Linked DNA regions of Homo sapiens: region 1 is linked to region 2. A link is a loop called in an ENCODE intact Hi-C map of the cell type or tissue named here. Cell type or tissue: endothelial cell of umbilical vein. All regions are shown on one strand. Links, peaks and the distances in the headings refer to the core of each region. The heading gives the core; the rest is flanking DNA.

Evidence for each region. Peaks named below come from ENCODE experiments on the same cell type or tissue, not always from the same donor. Only the 100,000 strongest peaks of a DNase experiment are listed, where the experiment ranks them.
Region 1: it touches region 2 in a loop (6-fold over the local background); 3 of 110 quality-filtered maps call a loop at or near these places.

Annotation. Positions count from the first base shown.
Region 1 is chr12:76,177,257-76,188,088 of GRCh38, reverse strand. No RefSeq gene overlaps it. Among named protein-coding and RNA genes, the nearest start is that of LNCOG, 77 kb to the left of the region's middle. In endothelial cell of umbilical vein, for the core only: no CTCF peak of the experiment used is centred there; a DNase peak (open chromatin) is centred at 4,418; H3K27ac peaks cover 1,242 bases.
Region 2 is chr12:76,254,106-76,264,937 of GRCh38, reverse strand. It overlaps LNCOG (lncRNA osteogenesis associated), which reads right to left and starts at 5,055. Exons shown (of 4, transcript NR_146531.1): 1 at 4,957-5,055. In endothelial cell of umbilical vein, for the core only: no CTCF peak of the experiment used is centred there; DNase peaks (open chromatin) are centred at 4,437, 5,157 and 5,627; H3K4me3 peaks cover 361 bases; H3K27ac peaks cover 3,205 bases.

The DNA of each region.
Region 1 (10,832 bases), core at 2,445-7,444, 76 kb after region 2:
AAAAAGACAAAGGTATTAGCAGTGCTCCTGGTCTCCAACAAAGCCTACAGCGGTGCCAGATGTCAAGGACCCTGTTGTGTGAGCTAAAGGTGCTGCCTCCTGCTGTGCCCAAAACAACAGAAACTGCATGAGGATGCTGCATCTGCTCAAAAGCTCTTTTAGTGGATTACTCACTTTTTTTTTCAATCTTCTCTTACTCTAGGGCTCAGATAGGAATCTAAAGTAAAATCTAAATGACAGATCCTGTGTGAGACTCAGAATCACCCCTCCCCTCTGACTTGCTGTTGTCCTTAAATCCAACTTGTCTGCTTCTTTGGTGCCTTAGGATGAGTTCTTTCTACCTTGGGAGTTCCTTGGTCACTTATAAAACTAGACCCCACTAGGCCTCCAGACTTGCCTGAAAACTGGGGAGACAGAGGTGAGGAGGGGGAGGACACTCGTTAGGGACAATCTGGAATCTACTTTACCAGTATTAGATATCTTACCAACTCACTCCCATGGTAGAGAACACTTGGATTATTTTATTGCCACACTATGGTAAATATTTTGGCAACTGCCTTTCTTTTCTTTTTTCTTTTTTTGAGACAGGGACAGGGTCTTGCTGTGTTGCCCAGGCTTGTGTGTCGCCCAGTCACAATCACAGGCACAATCATAGCTAACTGAGCCTCAATTTGCTGGGCTCAAGTGATCCTCAAACCTCAGCCTCCCAAGCCTGCCTAGTTTTTATATTTTTTGCAGAGATGGGGTCTTGCTGTGTTGCCCAGGCTGGCAACTGCCTTTCAGTGACAAAGCACTGGACTGAAGAACATGATATACAATGTTGATTTTCATAACAGTGCTTTTTTAATGACAAAAGAGGTTTGTGACAGTCATGGTTTAAAACTTTCTTTCTTTTATTTTTTAGCATACATAATGGTGATAGATGAGTGAAATTGTATCAGTATTACTCTTCCTTTATGGGATTGTGAGAATTTTCTGGAATAATTATTAAGAAACCATTTCCACTTGTGGCAAGTAAGAAATAGCAAGGAGCACCCCATGTCCTGAAGACTTCAAGGACAAGAATCAACCAAAGACCTGTAAATGTCTGTCCTTGGTCTGATGAGCTGTGGCTTGTGTCACCCATGTTATATACAAGGTGTAATGATAATGGAACAAGACTGGATTTCATCAACCAGAGTAGAAATCAGGGTTATTTAGTTGGTTTAGCAAAGATCTATTCAATTTATGGAGCCATCTCTCTGCTCAGCCTCAGGGCAGTGTCACAGTCAAAGAAATTTTTTAATAATTTACATTCTTTACTTGCATTTCCTGAATACTTTGAAGGAGATACCAAGACCACAAAGGGAGATATGAACATTGCCCATCGTCATCCTCCTCCCCTCTCCTGTACTTCCTCCCTCATTGCAGCAGCTACTGCTTCACATCTTATCAATTTCTAGGAAAACTCTTCTCTGAGGTAGTGTTTCTCTTCTCTTTCCCCTTATCTCCCTGTTCTCCATCAAAAAGATCTAAGATCTACCTTGGGGATGGGGCAGAAAGCCAAATAGAACAACTCAGAATTCTCTTTGGCACAAGAAGAAAGGGAATGACAGGGAACCTCCACACATTAATTCTTTTCCTTCTGACACACATGCAAATTAGTACTGTTTATTTCAAAATAGTGGCCTTGAGGGGCTCCAGCTTTTATACCAATACCTCAAACATCCTGGGATATTCACTTTTGAAACAGTCTCAGAAACGACTGTGACGAAAATCCATTGCATCCTTTTGTGGTCACATTTCACAGAGCATAGCTTCCCCCTGGCACCCCTGTGACTTTCAGGACTTACATCTTTAAGTGTCTCAGCCCTCCATTAATTTGTGCTGAAAGAACTGACAGGCGAGGGACTTCTCAGAAGGCATTGGGGCTACTGGTGACGGTCAATAATGCCCGAAGATCTCTGGCTGTGACATAGGTTGGTACAGGAGATGGATGAAAGAGGAAGGAAGAAAACAAACAAAAAAAACATACATAGAAGAATAAGACAATGGGAGTAAAGAGGGGAAGGCAAAAAAGAATGGCGGAAAGAATTTTAAAAAGAAATACCTGCTGAAAACAGAACAGTTTATGATGCAGATTCTTCAACCTCCTAATGTAGTTAAGCATTTTACTCTGGTTTATCACAGGTTCCCAGCCACCTGGTGAAAGGGACTAGTGAGAAGTGGGGGTGAAGAGAAGGTGGCAGGTAAGAGAGACTGCCCAGGGACACTAGCGTCGGGTTTTGTTATATACCAAGAAGTTGCCCTGTTGATTAAACTCTGCTCAAAGAGAGTTGGAATATGAAGCAAGATACTCAATCTATCAGTAAAGAAATCAACAAGTCTTTTCTTTCCAAAATTTTGATGTCACAAGCCATTATCTGCAGCAGGACATTTGATTATAATAGAATTAATTGTCATATCACAAATAGTGGATTAATGAATGAAAGATTGGACTAAGTGAGTGGAGGGGCCACTATTATCACTGAGAATACAGTTTGATTAATAGAAAGAAAGACTGGGAGCTAGGTACAGTGGCTCACACCTGTAATCCCAGCCCTTTGGGAGGCCGAGGTGGGCAGATCATCTGAGGTCAGGAGTTCAACACCAGCATGGCCAACATGGTGAAACCCCATCTCTACTAAAAATACAAAAATTAGCCAGGCGTGGTAGTGCACGCCTGTGGTCCCAGCTACTCGGGAGGCTGAGGCATGAGAATCGCTTGAACCCAGGAGGCAGAGGTTGCAGTGAGCTGAGATGGTGCTACTGCACTCCAGCCTGGGTGACAGAGTGAGACTCTCGTCTCAAAAGAAAGAAAGAAAGAAGAGAGAGAGAGAGAGAGAGAAAAGGAAGGGGGCAGAGGGGAGGGGAGGAGAGGGAAGGGAGACTGGGAAACAAAAAATCAGAAAGAAAAGACCACTTTAAAGAGAGAGATGGGTAGAAAAAATTGATTTAGAGAACTTAAAAAATACTTTGAAGACAATGTACGTAATGATATAAAAAGGAAAAAACATCAATTTTCTACCCCTTCTAAATGTTACTGATGGAATAGGCAAGAATCACTCCCACATGTGGCTACCACATGGACATTGGTGCGTGTGGGTGTGGGTGTTTTTAAACAATTGAAGTTACCTGAGGTAAGTACCTGGTATTATTTCACACTGGACATTTGCCTTCAGAGTATAAAACAAATTACATGGCTAGTGATGGACCCGGAAGTTACAACTGACTAATTTTCACCTTTAGTTCTAATATGATTTTTAAAACAAAAACATATAGTAAATTTGTATAAAATCTTGGAATTTTTTTCATCTTTTCTTTCTATAACTGACACCCAGGAGCAAGCTGGCGAATTAATTTGAAGTTTTGGCATCTTGTATATTATTATTTGATTTTCTTTTTTCTTTTTTTCTTTTATATTTTACTCAAAGATCCAGCAGAAATGAATATTATTTTAGTTTTTAAGGCAGCCTCTACTATTGCATCAGAGATACTGAAACCTCCAAGAAAAATTAAAAGATTGTTTCTTATGAACTAATAGATATGTCTTATTAATATTCTACTCAACATTTTAATGTATGAACTTTGTTTTTATAGACTAGTTCAAGACCAGAGTCTATTAGTAAAAACAGATTTTACAGAAAAGTGAAAAATGATAATCTATAAAGATCATTGGAAAAAATGTGCTCTCTGATAGGTGGTAACATGTGCTAGTGTTTCTTTTATTAATAAATTAGATATCTGAAGAGGAATACAAAAGATTGTCAAAGGCTCATGCACACATTAAAATATTTATCCCTGGCTTTCATTTCATAAGCTGAAAATGTCTAATTCATATAAAAATAAAATGTTAATACACCTATTATCATCTTGGCACCTTGGTACTTAGATTTGTTATGTTTATGTAGGCAAGGGTTCACAATCTTGACTGCACATTAGAATTATCTGGGGAATTTTTTAAATAAATTTTGATGCCCAAACAGAAGCCCAAACCAATGAATCAGAATCTCTCAAGGGTAAAAGATGGTATTTTCAAGGAACCTCAGGTGATTCCAAACACACCAGTGAGGTTGAGATCTACCAATTTTAGCAGTTCCTGATCAAGCCTCATTTTAATTACCATCTCTGTTAGAGTCATTTCCTCCTCTGCACTAAAAGAAGAGCACAAAGCAGATTGTATCATTGCAGCTTATGCCTGTGTTTCATTGTTTTTTTAATCTTCAGTACCTGATAGCTGCTCAAACATGAATGAATAAATGAACGTACTTATTTCCAACCAGGACCATGGAGAAAGGCTGCCACCATTTTAAAGACAGCAGATTCATTTAGAGCACATTGAGAGATGATCTGACTCATTTCGTTACATTACGCAGCTCTGAGTCACCTGGCACTTTCCCAGACAAAAAGTTTCAGAATCTGATGTTTCAGATCCTCATCCAATAGACATTTTTATCCCAGGAGCCAAGGCTGAGAATGCAGCTGACAGAATCAGTACAGGGCTTCTCTTAGGGAAGCGGTGGGAAGTCCCTGCTGCTCTGTGCTTATGTAACCATATGTTGTACAAGCATGACCCATAGAATGTGATCCAAACACTATATTTGTCTTGCTCCATCATTTTAAACTCTTATCAGTGGAGACAAACTTTTCTTGTTCATGGAGAGTCTTGGGCCACTCTCAGTGTTAGTCACTTTTAGTTGTAAAACAATCCTATTTTAGAAAGTTAATATAGTTGGTCTCACATAATAATAAAAAATCCAAACGTGAGATCAGGGCTAAACCATCACCTCTTCTCCAGCCTGGGCTTGTGTCGAAAGCCTGCATGTGGAAGGAGTTTGTGATCCTTCCGTTCTCTCTTTTCTCCCAGCTCACCTGTGCCACCTGTGATTTCTCTCTGGCTGGGGTCAAAATAGGGAGAGGGAGGAAAAGGAAGAAAATATGACACTGTTACTTGGCTGAACTTGGTAATGGTTGAAGTGGGAAACCTTGGATGAGAACAAGAGAGGGTAGCAGTTGATTCTTTTCTCATGGGAGATTTCATGGGTTCTTCAGAGTTTCTTGCTCTTCCCTTGACCTGGGCTGATCATGCTCTCCTTTGGGTGGTGCAAGGAAGGAAAAATGCTTTCTTCTACCTTTCTGGAATCTGTGACTGGTCCAAGAATTTAACTGAAATAAGACAGAATAACAGGCGAAAAAAAATTGAATTGTGTCTGCACACACAGGAGACCCACAAAAATATAAGACTCAAGGAAGGGGTCAGATGATTGAAACTCATATATTATCAGGAGCTACAGAGAGGAATAGGGGTTAGAATTTCTGGGTGGGAAGATGGGTGGAGACAAATTATGGGAAGAGGAGAGGAAATGTATGGTGAATAAAGGTTGTCGTGTGGTGCAGATAAGCGTCTCTCAGGTGAGAAAAGTTGTCTAGGAGTAGCTCTCTTTCTGGTACTGATATCTTTAGTAATAAAAGATATCTTTAGTAATAAAAATGTCTTTAGAAAATTCCTTTAGGCTGGGCGCGGTGGCTCACGCCTGTAATCCCAGCACTTTGGGAGGCTGAGGCAGGCAGGTCACTTGAGGTCAGGAGTTCAAGAACAGCCTGGCCAACATGAGGAAACCCTGTCTCCACTAAAAATACAAAAAGTAGCCAGGTGTGGTGGCACGCACCTGTAATCCCAGCTACTCGGGAGGCTGAGGCAGTAGAATCGCTTGAACCTGGGAGGTAGAGGTGGCAGTGAGCTGAGATCACGCCGGGGCAACAGAGTGAGACTGTCTCAAAAAATAAAATAAAATTCCTTTAAATGAGAAAACTTATGCTTTAGTTTAGGCAGCTGAGGGGAAAGTAAAGGGCTTTTCCTTTGTTGGCTCATTCTCAGTTGCCTTTAGTTCAAAATAATTAATATGCCAAAGTAGCATATTTTGGGGTAGCACTTTCTGAACTCTTTCAATGGCCATTTGTGACACTTTCTTCACCTCAAGATACATAGGCCCCTCCAGGCAGCCTAGTTGACAAAAAGAGCTCCTGACAAAGGCTCTCTTCTTTGGCCAAGCTTGAGTCAGGCTGCCTTGGGTCTTTTCTGACTAGGCCAGACCTTGGGTTTCCTTCTCTGTCTTTGTAGAATCCAGTTAGAGGAAGAATCCTGCTAAGTCAGGTTAGTGAAAATTCTCCACACTGGGTATCTGACCACCTTCAATATCTTACCCTGGCCTGCCTTAAGCAAGAATACTTTTTTTTCTTTTTCTTTTTTAAGACAGGGTCTCTCTATGTAGCCCAGGCTGGGATGCAGTGGCTATGCATAGGTGTAATCATGGCACAATACAGTCTTGAACTCCTGGCCTCAAGTGATCCTCAATCCTCAGCCTCCCAAATAGGTGGGACTATAGGTGGGAGCCACTGCACCCAGTATACCTTCAGCAAGAATTCTGTTGAGTCCATCTAGCAAGAATCTCCCTTAAACCTGATCTCTCCTCTTAGTCACTTTCCATCCACTGACTCCTATCCTGCTCCGTGGCTATAAATCCCCACTTGTCCTTGTTGGAATTAAAGTCAAGCCGAAGTCTGGGCTCAGTGGATCATGCTTGTAATCCCAGCACTTTAGGAGGCTAAGACAGGTGAATTGCTTGAGCCCAGGAGTTTGGAATCAGCCTGGGCAATATAGCCAAACCCCATCTCCACAAAAGTTAGCCAGGAGTGGTGGCATGCACCTGTAGTCCCAGCTACTCGGGAGGCTGAGGTGGGAGAATCACCTGAGCCCGGGGAGTTCGAGGCTTCAGTGAGTCATGATCTCCCTACTGTCCTCCAGCCTGGGCAACAGAACAAGACTGTCGAAAAGAAAGGAAAGGAAAAGAAAAGAAAAGAAAAGAAAATAGAAAAGAAAAAAGAAAAGAGAGGATAAGAAGGGAGAAAGGAAGGAAGGGAGAAAGAAAGAGAAAGGGAGAAAGAGAGAAAAAGAGAGAAAGAGAGGAAGGAAAGAAGGAAAGAATGAAGGAAGGAAGGAAAGAAGGAAGGAAGAGAAGAAGGAAGGAAGGAAAGGAAGAAGGAAGGAAGGAAAGAAGGAAGGAAGGAAGGGAAATCAAGTCCATTCTCTCTCCCCCACTACAAGACCCCATTTCTGTGGTCCCAATCCATGTCGCTATGGCCTCCCTTAAATACAGTCTTCCTTACCATCTTACCAAGCATCATGAATAATGTTTTAACACCCACACTGCTCTTCTTGGCCCACACTGGCCCATGAGACACTCCTGGATCCCTTATCTCCCTACCATATGGAGTCAGGCACATCTCTAGGCAGCAGCACACTGCTGGTTCCACCATTGAGGCAGTTGCCTCTAGAGCTTCAAGACACCATTCACAGTTCACTTTTCCTTCCTCAAGCCTGAGTGAGGGACTAGCCGTTTTTCTCTCTTGGTTGCAGGGAGCACTTAAAGCTCTGCCTGTAGTTGCCATGAAGTCCCTGTCTTCAAGGTATACCACCACTCTCCAGCAGGTGCACCTCCTCTGTCTTAGGTCAGTCTCCCTAGAAGCAGAGCTTGAAGTGAGGATTCTTGTTTAAGTGACTTACTGAGGAAGTGTTCTCATTAGAAGTGGAATGAAGAAAAGGATAAAGTGGGGGGAAAGGTGGTGGGGATCGGGGGTCCAGCACTTGCAGACCAAGCAAGACCCCAGCTAGAGACTAGCTTAAGTCTCATCCCACAGGGAAAATTCTGCAGCCCAAAGCACATCACAAACACCGTCCTACTTTGGGGCAAGGAATTCAGTTTATTTCCTCCTGCTAGTAGGATTAAGTTTTGCGGGCCAAGGTTGTCTGACAATGTGCAATTCGCCAGAGAAGGGGGTGGCTGAGAATTGTAGGAGACAAACTCTCAGGAGCTGGTGGGTGGGAGAGGGTAGGGCCACGGGTCAAAGTGCTCTGAAGGGGTATCAGCAATATCCACTACACCCACCCCACCCCAGCCTTTCTGTCTATCTTGATCTTTTGGTGCAGTTCAAGGACGGTGGAACAGATTCTTGAAGACATTTCCTCTTAAATGTTCTAATTGGGAGAGGGAGTGCCTGTCTCACTCACTTTGGTATCTGACATCTATCATAGCGTCCCCTCCATTTAAACAGAGGCAGGAGGAGTTCCATTCTAACATCCTCTCATTCTGAAGTGTGCTCAGGTTTTTCTTTTACACTAGTGACCATAAAGCTCAATGCCTTAATCCCACAGGCCAGAACCCAGAAAAGTGAGTAATCTCAATTCTCAAAACAATGTTTAGTGGTTTCCCTGGTCGCTATGATAGATTTTTGCTGTTCAGACTCTTCCTCTCAACAGACAGCATTAGAGATGTAGCTGGGGAGAGAAGGATGCATTCTGTGTCCATGAAATAGAATAGAGTCACCCGGAACAAACCCACAAGTTTATCATAAAAAAGCAAGCGCATTAAGTAAACTGGACTACCAAGCCATGGAGAACAACTTTTAGAGTATCCATTACCAAGCTGCGGCTAGAACAGCTTTTTAGAAATCTTCCTGAGGCATTCAGGAGCTTCAGGGAGAATGGACAGAGAGAGGAGAAGGGAGACTGACCTAGTATGGCAGTATATTACCAATTTCCAAAAGAACACCCATGCCAGGGAAGTCCCCAAAGGGCTAGAGATAAGTCAAGGAAAGGAGTCACTGAATCACAAAGATGTCAGAGCTGTAGGGAATCCTACATTTTATGCAGAAAAGCATCCCCTTTTTCACAGAGGAGGATCTGTGGCACAGAGAGGTCATGATGAAGCACTTGCAGACTGGCAACTCAAAGGCCAAACTTGGCCTGCACAGTCTCAGTTAGAGTATGAATTCATTGTGAAGACTGAAAAACCAGAAGATGGCATGCATGCACACATGCACACACACATGTGCACCTGGTTTTCTAACTTCTTTTGAAAATCTGGAGACCTGGCAACAAGAGGCCCATAGTCTGGCATCACAATAACCATCCAGGGCTTAATGAAGATGACAATCTAGTTTATTGTGTCCCATACCCAGCCAGTTTGGTTTTTATTTTTTATTTTATTCATTTGTTTTTTATTTTAGAGACAGGGTCTTGATCTATGGCCCAGGCTGGAGTGCAGTGATGTGATCATAGCTCACTGCAGCCTTGAACTCCTGTGCTCAAGTGATCCTCCCACCTCTGCCTCCAGAGTATGTGGGACTACCGGTGTGAGCCATTGCACCCAGATCCCCAGCCAGTTGGACTGATCTATCTTATCACCTGGTCCCTATAGGTAACATGGGGTGTGGCTTCTCGGTTATGATATTTATCCAGAGTCATATAACTAGTGACAGACTTGGGTAGGGGCCCATGTCAAAATTGACACTTGATACGCACTGGCAAAAAAACTTCTAGGGGGTCCAGGACCTATAACTACTCCTGGTCCATGGTGCTGAACCAAATTGGAATGGGCTTTCAGGCAGGCTGGCTAAACACAGCTCTAGTGAGTGTAAGGAAGAGACAGGTGATGGGCGGTTACCTAAACCAGTCATCAAGAGGTGTAGGTTCAGGAAATTAGGAAGAATACAATAACACAGAATTTTGTGGCAAACCACTGGTGGCATCAGAAAATTCTGGCATGAATTAGCAAGGTCCCAGCCACAGAGCTGACGGTCAAGAGTAGGATCCCTGTCCCTGTTTGAAGGGATAGGGCCCTGGCCAGCACTCAATCTTGGAAGAAGAACTGGAATATCAGGGGAAATCTAAGGTCAGAGGAGTAATATTAGGACTCAGTTACATTGCTAGAACCAGTACCTAAAGTTAGAGCAGAACTAGGAGATGGTTGACTTCTTGCAGAGCCAACTGGGCTCTGTAAGTTCCTCCTTGCTGAGGTCCTAGAGTTTAGGGGTATTTCCGGAGGGTGTCAGATACCCAAGAGCTTACTTATGGACAGAGGTGTTTCACAGGACCAGGCAACCAAGCCAGTGGTGACACCTCCCTGCCTGGCCTCCTTTGCCAGGCATCCTGCCCACAATTTCTCATTCGCATGCAAAGTCAGCCTTCACATCATTTAAAAAACTGACTTCGCCCTGAATCTACACTACGCCTCTTTTCATATTTATAAACACCAAGGCTGGAACAAAACAAAAAGCAAATTCTGATCATTCTTTAGCTTGGCAGCAGGTGAAAAAATGAGCTCACAATGCTGTCAAGAACCATGTGAAGCAACAATAGCACTTGGCAGCTGTTACTTTCAGTGGGCATTAAGTCTAATGAAATAGCCCAGTTATACAAAAGGGGGAAAAAATAAATGACAGCTATGGAGACAGATGGCAAAAGACCAGTCTCTGTACCTACAGATACCAAGTTTTATTCAAATACTTTTAAAGGTGACCTTCTTAGATAATTGTGCCTCACCATGAACTGACCTGTTTCTAGGGCATGTTCCTTTTTTGTAAATTGTGGGAAAGATAAATTGGTTAATCTGGGCAAAAAATAAACGCCACGAAGTTCAGCCCAACCGGATGCATAATAATTACCAATATTTTCTGGGTCCCTGCTATGGGCCAGGTGCCATGCTAAGCTGCTTTGTGTCTCATTTAATTCTCACAACAATGCTACGAAGAACCAAGCATTATTATTATCTCTATTTGCATGTGAGAAAACCCAGGCTCAGAAAGTAAAATAAGGTACCACCTGGGTACACACCATGGGTGAGAAGTCCCATTCCCAGCAGCTCTGCCTATCCCAGAGGCAAAGCACCTAAGTCCTCACTAGTGGTGCAAGCCCTGGTGTGGGATTTGCACCACATGTGGCAATGTCACTAGCTGACAGCTCCAGTGTCCATTCT
Region 2 (10,832 bases), core at 2,966-7,965:
AAAGTATGAGTAATTAGAGAACTACTTTATGATGATTCAATGGCCACTTTGTACCAGCAATATGGGCTTATTACCAGCAAGCTGATGTAGAAGAAAAATGTAAAGTTCTATTACTTCTGGACCATGGCTTTACAAACCCTCCTCTTGAACTTCTTGCATAATGTTTTCAGTTTTTCTTTTCCTTGCAACATGACATCAGGAGTGTAGCCTTGGAGCCAAAGAGCTTTAGAGACTGAAAAGCAAGTCTGAGCACTTCTTTCCAAACTGTATGTTTGCTTCAGTGAACAGAAGCCAGGAATCTAAGACTTCCTTAAAGAGGTTATACTCAAGGATACCATTTACAGAGCTGCCAATGCTCAGAATGATATTATTAAGTCAACATCAACAAATGCTAGGAACAGAATTTTGCTACTCCAATGTTGGAAAATAAAACCACCAACACAAACTTAGAAATATGTGGGGCCATTGATGAAAAAACAATTATGTCTATCTTTATTATTACACTAAGTTTTTATTGGCTGAAGTTGTTAGAAGAAGCTGATAGTAAAGAAATACTGATCATTGGTAGTGATGCAGTTGTATATTTTCAGTGATGGGGAGATTGCTGAAATGTTGCAAATATAGTAAGTGTGAGGATTACAGAAGATAATGATGATGATATTATAAATATAGGTGAAAAAAACACCACAGATGATCTGGTGATGTTACTTAATGTGAGGTAGTTTATAGCTAGCCTGGAGTAATATGCTTTCAATGATGATGGAAAGATTGTTGACATTTACTCAAACAGAAATTGTTTAGACAAAAATCCATGTTAATAAAACGAATGACAGGAGAAAGTTTGGTTTTTATTTAATTTTATAAAAAAAATAATTTTTAATCCGTATCATTTCTTATGATCCTGTGAATCCCAGTCCAAAGGCAGGAGAAGACCGACGTTCCCGCTCCAGCATGCAGGCAGGAAGGGGACAAATCCCTTCCTCTGCTTTTGTTCTATCAAGCTTTCAACGGGTTGAATGAGGCCTCCCCATATTGACAAGGGCAATCTACTTTCCTGAGTCCACCAATTCAAATGCTAATCTCATCTGAAAACACTCTCACAGACACACCCAGAAGTAATGTTTAATCTGGGCACCCCGTAGCCTAGTCAGTTTGACCCATAAAATTAACCATTACAGGAGTTGAGGGCTTCAACATATGAATTTTGAGGGGATACAATTCAGTCCATATCATCCGCAGACTCCACTGCTGGTATTATGTAAAATATAATATATGAATGTATAACCTTTCTAAAAATCTCTAAAATTCTAAATTATGAATTATCCAGCCAAAACCATTTCTGACAAGAGATTGTTGACCTATACAAAATATCCTATAACCTCTTTCCTTAAAAGAGTTGAGAGTATAAGACTATTGATCTAGAAAATAATAAAATTTTAGAAAAATGGAAGAAAATAGTTCTATTGCTTGTTTCTCCCTTTAAACTCCTTTTATTCTAAGGAGAGTACGGGCTTTTAAGAACTTGATGAAAGGGGTCTAGAATATCTCAACCATGATTTCATTTCAGCCCTCAGCCTACTCTGTACTTTTGTGTGAAGCCATCCAGGTCCTCAGAGTCTCATTTACTAGTCAGGAACAAGGCAGGACTGTGACTCTTACCCCAGGAACGTGCTCTTCCAAATACAGCACTCCTATCTACTCTAGATCTGCCACTTGCTGGTAGAGTGGTGGGCAATCCTCATCTCCAAAATGATAATAATGGCAGTGCTAACCGCAAGGGTTATTGTGGGGATTTGATGTGATGATCCCTGTGAAGTGCTTAGAACAGTGCCTGCTGTGTGGTGGGCTCTCGATAAATGTCATTTATTACTATGAAAGGTTAGGAAGAGTAAAAATTACTTTGGTCTTTTCCATTAAGGTGAAATTGCCTCTGCAGATAACATGATCTTATATATGGAAAACCCTAAAGACTCCACCAAAAATCTATAAGAACTAATACATAAATTTAGTAAAGTTGCAGGACACAAAATCAACATAAAGAAATTAGCTGCATTTCTATACACTAACAGCCTATCTGAAAATGAAATCAAGAAAACAATCCCGTTTACAATAGCTTTAATTAAAAAAAAAAAAAAAAAAAAAAAAACTTAGTACTGGGTGGAGTGGGTCACACCTGTAATCTCAGCACTTTGGGAGGCTGAGGTAGGAGGATTGCTTGAGCCCAGGAGACCAGCCTGGGCAACATAGTGAGACCTTGTCTCTACAAAAATTTTAAAATTTGGCCAGGTGTGATGGTGTACACTTGTAGATACAGCTTCTTGGGGAGCTGAGGTGGGAGGATTGCTTGAGCCCAAGAAATTGAGGCTGCAGTGAGCTGTGATTGCACCACTTCATTCCAGCCTGGGCAACAGAGCAAGATCCTGTCTCAAAAAAATAAAAATAAAAATAAAAATATAAATAAACACTTAGGAATAAATTTAACTGACATGAAAGATCTGTACAGTTAAAATTATAAAACACTGATGAAAGAAATCGAAGACACCAATAATGGAAAGATACCCTATGTTTACAGATTGGAAGAATTGTTAAAATGTTTATACTATCTACATAAAGCAATCTACAGATTCAATGCAATCTCTATCAAAACTCCAGTGTTTTTTACAGAAATAGAAAAAATAATTCTAAAATTCATATGGGATCCTTAATGACCCTGAGTAGCCAAAGCAATATTGAGAGAAAAAAAAAAAAAAGCTGGAAGCATCATACTATTTGATATCAAAATACACTACAAAGCTATAGTAATCCAAATAGCATGGTATTGGCACAAATACAGACATGTAGACCAGTGAAACAGAGATCCCAGAAGTAAATCCATGTATTTACAGTCAACTGATCTTTAACAATGGTGCCAAGAATACACAATAGGGAAAGAAGAGTCTCTTCAATAAATAGTGCTGGAAAAACTGCATATCCACATGCAGAAGAATGAAATTAGATCCTTATCTCATACCATATACAAATATCAACTCCAAATGGATTAAAGACTTAAAGTAGATCTGGAAAAAGGAAACTCTCTAAACAAAAGTCCTCCTCCCTACCCCTCTTCCAGCTGCTTTGCATCTGTTTGTGGAGCTCCACTTTTGTCCCCTTAAAGGTAAATGAGCACTTTCCTCCTTCCATTTCCACTGCACAGGTAACTCTCAAAGGACTTCACACTCATTAACTCCAGCATGGAGAGCAAGGGACTAAAGAGCAACACTTTTCAGAGACAGTTTTTTAGAACATTTATTTTCTGATGATGATGGTCTTCCTCTGTTTTCCCAGAGTTGGATGCCTACCTAGAGAATCTCCAAAAAATGCAACAGTGTGCTTTGATGTTTGCCTACCATAGTTACCATTGTTAAATACTATTTATGGGTCCGGGCACTTCTAATCAAAAAGTGCCTGTAATCCCAGCACTTTTTGATTAGAATGTTAGAACTTTCAGCCCCATCCACCACTCCTATCACTATGCAAGGGAAAGGGGTTGGAAATTGAAGCTGGATGAGCACATTGGCTCACGCCTGTAATCCCAGCACTTTGGGAGGCTGAGGTGGGTGGCTCATTTGAGGTCAGGAGTTCAAGACCAGCCTGGCCAACATGGTGAAACCCCATCTCTACTAAAAATACAAAAATTAGCCAGACGTGGTGGCAGGCACCTGTAGTCCCAACTACTCATGAGGCTGAGGCAGGAGGATCACTTGAACCCAGGAGGCAGAGTTGCAGTGAGCCAAGATTGCACCACTGCACTCCAGCCTGGGCAGCAGAGCGAGACTCCGTCTCAAAAAAAAAAAAAAATAGTGAATGACTCAGTCTATTTGGGCTGTTATAACAAAATAGTATATACTGGGTAATTTATAAACAATGGAAAGTTGTTGCTCACAGTTCTGGAGGCTGGGAAGTTCAAGACCATCCTGGCCAACATGGTGAAACCCCATCTCTACTAAAAATACAAAAATTAGCCAGGCATGGTGGTATAAACCTGTAGTCCCAGCTACTTGGGAGGCTGAGGCAGGAGAATTGCTTGAACCCGGGAGGTGAAGATTGCAGTGAGCCAAGATCATGCCACTGCACTCTAGCCTGGGTAACAGAGTGAGACTCAGTCTAAAAAAAAGGAAAAAAAAAAATATGGGAGGCCACTGTTTTGGACTGATTCCTGCACTAGGCTCCATCAGCCGGGACCAAATCAAAATGAAATAAATTCTAGCTTCCACATAATTAAACTGAATTTAGAAATGGGCCAGTTAAAAAAAAAAATCTAGGAGATTCTCAGCAACCAATCCAAAGCCACCAAGTCAACCTGAGCTGACATAACATGAAAGGCCCTCTGCTTTAACCCATACAAGGAAAGTTAACTGAAGCCATCTGATGTTAACCAACCCACTTTTGGCATGACACCATTTCCTTCTTGCTTAAGCTACCTTACAGAAATCAACTGTTCTGCCAACCCTGGAGGAATGTCTTTCCATTTTATGAATGGGATGCTGACCAACTCATAATTGCTAATAAAAGCTAATGAGATCTTTAAATTCAATTTGTTGAAATATTGTTCTCTGTCATCCTCTACCCCATCACCTGTGCTCAGCACCACACCTCTGCTTCACTGTGCCCCTTTATTATTTTTCTAAAGCTGAACAAATCACATGGGCCCCACAGTTAGTGTTTACCTTATGCAACGACCTGTGTGGCCCCTATCAGAGCAAACAGAGAAACAGAAAGATACTCTTCCCCCCATATTAATTCCTCCTCTGCTCAAAAATGGCTTAAATTTCTTGAATTTCTTCAAGCCAGCCAAATGACAATCACAGTCATTATCTAAATGCAAACCCTTCTGAGATAGTGCTTTAATTCACAGTAAGATTCAAATAAATCATAACATCATATCTCGAGGGCAGATTTTCTTAAATGGGTACATACCGTTTTCATCAGTTGTTTTCTTAGAGCTCTGGATATTTCTCTTGTAAGAGGAACAATCTGTGCAATTACAGTTCTGTAAAATACAGCTACAGAATGCTCTGACTTAAGTGTCAGGAGAACAGCCAAGGAGCAAGTTGAGAACTGCCTGGAAGGACCTCTGGCATTACTTTAAAGCCCTGCCAGATCACTTCCGGTATCACATCATCAATTTCCTACCCCAGCTTCACTGACTCCCTATATTAGCATTTCCTGTTAATGTTTTTCATACCCACATGTGAGGGTTACATGGAATTTTAAGTTAGATTCAATAGAAGGAGCAGCAGTATAGAAATACAGTTATTAAAATTCCACTGGTATCTTTCTACTTGTTTTAATGACTACTAAAAACTTAAAAATTATATTGTGTGGCTCACACTATATTTCTATTAGGCAGTGCTGCCTTAGAAAATTCTAGTCATTTTCTAACAGAAAACCTATATGTACAATTAAAAACACTTAAACTGTGGGGGGTTACTAACAACATATACCCTTTCCCCCATTCGGTTTCTCTCTGTAAGCAGTTTAAATTACCTCTTCATTTGCTGAAGATAAAAACTTCAATATTTGAGGATTAAGAAGAGCAAAAGAGGGTCAGAGAAAGGAGATGTTCCCTGCCAGCAGTGTCCTTGTCACATGCTGGGAAGTGAGTTGGCCTAATGGCATTTAACAGTTTGACATGTGAAAAAGAAGAAAACAAGCTGCCTTTTAATCCTGGCATTCTAACCTCTCTCTTCTAATCTCTCCCTAGCCTCTGTCTTCTAGGAATGTGGGATACATTGGGTTGGGAAGTAGAGTGACCTTTGACAGAGATTGGGATGGGGTCCAGGGCAGCTGGCTCCTCTGAATAAATAGGTAAAGACAGGTACAATTAAATAGGGAGTAAGCATTTGCTCAGATGCAGTAGTCCACTAGGAGCCAGTAATCTGTCTAAGTCAATAGAATCCAGAGAAAGTCAAGGTAGTGTGAAGACAATGACGGAAAACTTCATCCACAGAGAAGAAAGAGTAGAATGAACAGATGACCACAGTCTTCCGATGGATGAAGAACCAGCTGTCCACTAAGACTTGTCCCTCATGGCTAAATTGCAGTACCAAAGTTATCTTTCCTGAAGCAATTAGTCTTACATTTTCTCTCTTGCTGTTCACATATTGTTGTTCTGCCATTGAGAAGCAAATGATGGCCAGGTGCGGTGGCTCACACCTGTAATCCCAGAACTTTGGGAGGCTGAGGCGGGTGGATCAGGAGTTCAAGACCGGCCTGGCCAGCATAGTGAAACCCCATCTCTACTAAAAATACAAAAATTAGCTGGGTATAGTGGTGGGAACCTGTAATCCCAGCTACTTGGGAGTCTGAGGCAGGAGAATCACTTGAACCCAGGGGGGCGGAGGTTGCAGTGAGCTGAAATCGTGCCGCTGCACTCCAGCCTGGGTGACAAGAGGGAAACTCTATCTCAAAAAAGAAAAAAAAAAAGAAGCAGCAGCAAATGATGTGTAGAGACTATGGAGACTCTTCTGTCCTCCCACAGATAATGTGCAGATAACATCATTCCAACATCTAAAAATGTGTTATTCATTTATTTCTGCAGAGGCAATATTCTTAGTATTGTACCAGTGACAGCCCTTGGGAGTTACTAACTGTTTATAGAAGAAATTTTTCCTGATGAAATAAAGATTCTGAGTTAATGTCTCTTTTAATATCTTGGAACATTCTGGGGGAGGCTGACATTTTAAAAATATCTTGCTTTGAATATAGGGTCTCTACAGTTGATATATCTAAGCACAATATCAATATGGAATCAGAAATTAGAATAAAAGTGAGCTGGGTATGGTGGCTCATACCTGTAATCTCAGCACTTTGGGAGGCCAAGGTGGGAGGATCACTTGAGCCCAGGAGTTTGAGATCAGCCTGGCCAACATAGTGAGACCTCATTAGAAAGAAAAAAAAAAAGGGCCAGATGCGGTGTCTCATGCCTGTAATCCTAGCACTTTGGGAGGCCAAGGCGGGCGGATCATGAGGTCAGGAGATCGAGACAGTCTTGGCTAACACGGTGAAACCCCGTCTCTACTAAAAATACAAAAAAGTTAGCTGGCGTGGTGGTGGGCGCCTGTAGTCCCAGCTACTCGGGAGGCCGGGGCGGGAGAATGGCATGAACCTGGGAGGCGGAGCTTGCAGTGAGCCGAGATTGCGCCACTGTACTCCAGCCTGGATGACAGAACAAGACTCCATCAAAAAAAAAAAAAAAAAAAAAAAGAAAATTCTTTCTTTTTCTTTCTTTTTCTGAGACAGTGTCACTGCATCCTCAACCTGGGATCTCAGCCTGGGTCCACAGGCATCTACCACCATGCACAGCTTATTTTTTAATTTTTTGTCGCGATAGCATATCTTACTATGCTACTCAGGCTAGTCTTGAAATCCTGGGCTCAAGTAGTCCTTCCAACTTGACCTCCCAAAGTGCTGGGATTATAGATGTGAGCCACCACACAGATGCTAACTTGCTGAAGATATTATTGAAAAGTTATCCTATTAAGATTTTATTAATATTATAAATTATTAAATATTTTATTGTATTATTATCTTGGTATCTGATTCATTCTCTCTTCCCATGGTTTCTTTGTAACTTAGGCTAAGATAGTTATGTGTGTGTGTGTGTGTGTGTGTGTGTTTATGACAACAAATATGTCATTTCAACACAACAAATTCTCCAATTCTCCAGCACCAACTTGGTGCCCAACAATTCAATCCAGTTCTAACACTAACTGCCCAGAGTTAGCACAGACCTCATAGGTTGAGGGCTCAGGACCACAAGCCTACTCCCATTTTAGATGTCAGCCACAAATGAAGTCCCAGGGCTACCCACACTTCTGGCCAACTGACTACTGGTTTGGGGATTCCTATGACACTCCCCCCCACCAACTGGGGTTTGATAATTCGCTAGAGTGACTCAGAGAACTCAGGAAAATGCTTTACTTATAAAGGGTACAATTCAGGAAAAGCCAAATGAGAGAGATGATCATTAGGGCAAGGTATAGAGGCTTGGGATGCTGAGAGTCCATGTCTTTTCTGGGCAGGCTCATACCTTCCATGTCCACCACACATCATGTAGGCATAGTTGATTAAATCATTGACTGTTGATAATTGCACTCAATTTCCAACCCCTTTCCTGTGTGTAGAGGTGTGACAGGGGATGGGGCTAAAAGTTCTAACCTTCTAATCAGAAAGTTTTTCTGGCAACCAGCCCCAATACTGAAGCTAACTAGGTTGCCTCCACAGTCATCTAAGTAGCATACAAGCAACAGTAAATGCCAAGGGTTTTAGGAAGGAATAAAGACCACATATTTATTTTTTGTTATACTCCAACAATGATCATGGTAAATAATATTAATCATTAACATTTGTTGGATGTCAGGCAGTGTTCTAAGAACCACATAGGCATTTGGTCATTCCTATGTGGTGGAGGCTGATGAGGTGAGGGCGGAGAGAATGTAGAACTCTCAGATTCTGATATAGTAGGCAGAGGATGGGGCTCAGGAGTCAGCATTTTTAATAAGCTTTCCAGGCGACTCTAATTCAAGTGGCCCACAGATTACTCCTTGAAAGGAGGTAATAACCCTTGAGAGGAGTTGTGACACGGTTCTACCTTGTTTAGTCCAATGCTGCAATAACACCAAAAGAGATGTCTTTATTCAGATTCAGAAATGTCTCATTTATATTCTCTGAAGGTGATGTATCTAATGCTTGTGAAAGATTTTATTCTAATGCTAATTTGGTATCACAGAACTCAAGAGACACTCAGTCCCATTTAGTTTCTGGAATGGAGAGTAAAGTACATGAAAATCTCTAGTCCCCCTGGAGACTTGACTTACACCCCAGCAATAGACTGATTCAAAGCAGAGTGTCTTGATTTTGTCATCATTGATATTTGGGGCTGGATAGTTCTTGGTTGTGGGGAGCTGTCCTCACATTGTAGGATGTTTAGCAGCATTCCTGACCTCTATTTACTAAATATCAGCAGCATCTGCTCCTCCACCTCCCAGTGCTGATGACCAAAAATGTCTCCAGACATTGCGAAATGTTCTCTGGGGGACAAAATTGGCTCTAGATGAGAACACTGTTCTAAAGGATATAGGTGAAGAGTGCTGTGATGACCCTCATATTCTTGGCTCTCTCTTTTTGTTAAATGGGTTTCTGTTGTGGGGACATCCACGAAGCAGCAACATTCAGTGAGGAGCCAAAGACAGCACTGAGCTCAAGAGAAATAAGAACAAATCCCTGGATCCAGCTCGGGCCAACCAGATGCCTTCTTGACCTTAAGTGAGGGTCTCAGTAGGGTGAGGTGGGGACGAGAATCTTGCTGGCGGCACTTCCCCCCAGAATTTAAAGTAACCCTGAAATGTAGATGAAATCATTTTCACACATCTTCACCACAACTCAAAGTACCCAAATGAGTCTGCTGAAAAACACCAACCTATCAACAGAAACATTTCCAGGAGCAGTTCTTGGGCATTGTGAATGTGCAATTGCCTCAATGCATGCCTGTAACTACTATTACCATCAGAAGCAGGACCTGGGATGTCAGGGCCTTTTCAGGGGGATTAGCACTGACATGAACATCAGCTTAGGAGATATTGCCAACATTATTAATAGACACTTTGCCCCAGCTTGTTGAGAATGGTCCAAGCAGTTCTATTTTCACAGAATAAATCCGGGTGGCCCGTCCACTAGGAGAAATGTAAAAATGCAATCATCGATTTCTCTGTAGATTCAGGAACTTTATGTGTAGTGAGGGGGAAGAAAACAGAAATGAAATCCTCTTCCCGCCTTTGCTGCCCAGAAAATGAAATATGTCCTCCTAGAATCTGTTTGGATGATTCCATTGGAACAGGATGATGCACCTGTAGAAACTCCTTTTAATTTTTCAACATGGAAAGAAACAGGGACCCCTGAAATTGTAATCATAAGGAACTGTACAGGGACTCTTTCCCCTGATGGATGCTGGACACATGTACTTGGAGTATGCGTTCAGTGATGTGTCCAAGAGTGAGGGCTACCAGAAGGACTCCTTTCCCTAAAGCTGCTCCCACAGTCTCTCAACTCTGTCTGAAATTAGAGAAGGATTCAGATGAAGGAAGTTACAGCTTACATCCTGTCAACAGCAGTTCAAAATATTCAAATGTCCCTGTGAAGAGTAACAGTGAAGATGACATCAACCATTCGCACATTCGTGTAAATTAGTTTATTATCTGGCACAAGAATGGGGAATTAGCTTGGAACTTTTGTGGGCATGGGAAGGAAGGAATGTTTGGGAGATGCTGTGTTAAGACCAATCATCTACAAAGAAGAATCTGAAGCAAAAATTGTTCACGATTTTTTTAATTTAATGCTTTATTATTATTGCTGTTTTAAACTATAAAAGTAATACATGTTAAATTGAACAATATAGAACGGGGTCCCCAACCCCCAGGCTATGGACTGGTACCAGTGCATGGCCTGTTAGGAACCAGCCACACAGCAGGAAGTGAACAGCAAGAGGTGAGCAGTAGGCAAGCAAGCATTACCTTCTGAGCTCCACCTCCTGTCAGATCAGCAGTGGCATTTAATTCTCATAGGAGCACAAGCCTTGTTGTGAACTGTGCATATGAGTGATCTAGGTTGCGCTCCTTATGAGAACCTTTTTTGTTTTTTGAGATGGAGTCTCACTCTTGTCTCCCAGGCTGGACGCAATGGCACGATCTCGGCTCGCTGCAACCTCTGCCACCTGGGTTTAAGTGATTCTCCTGCCTCAGCCTCCTGTGTAGCTGGGATTACAGGCACCTACCACCACACCCGGCTAATTTTTG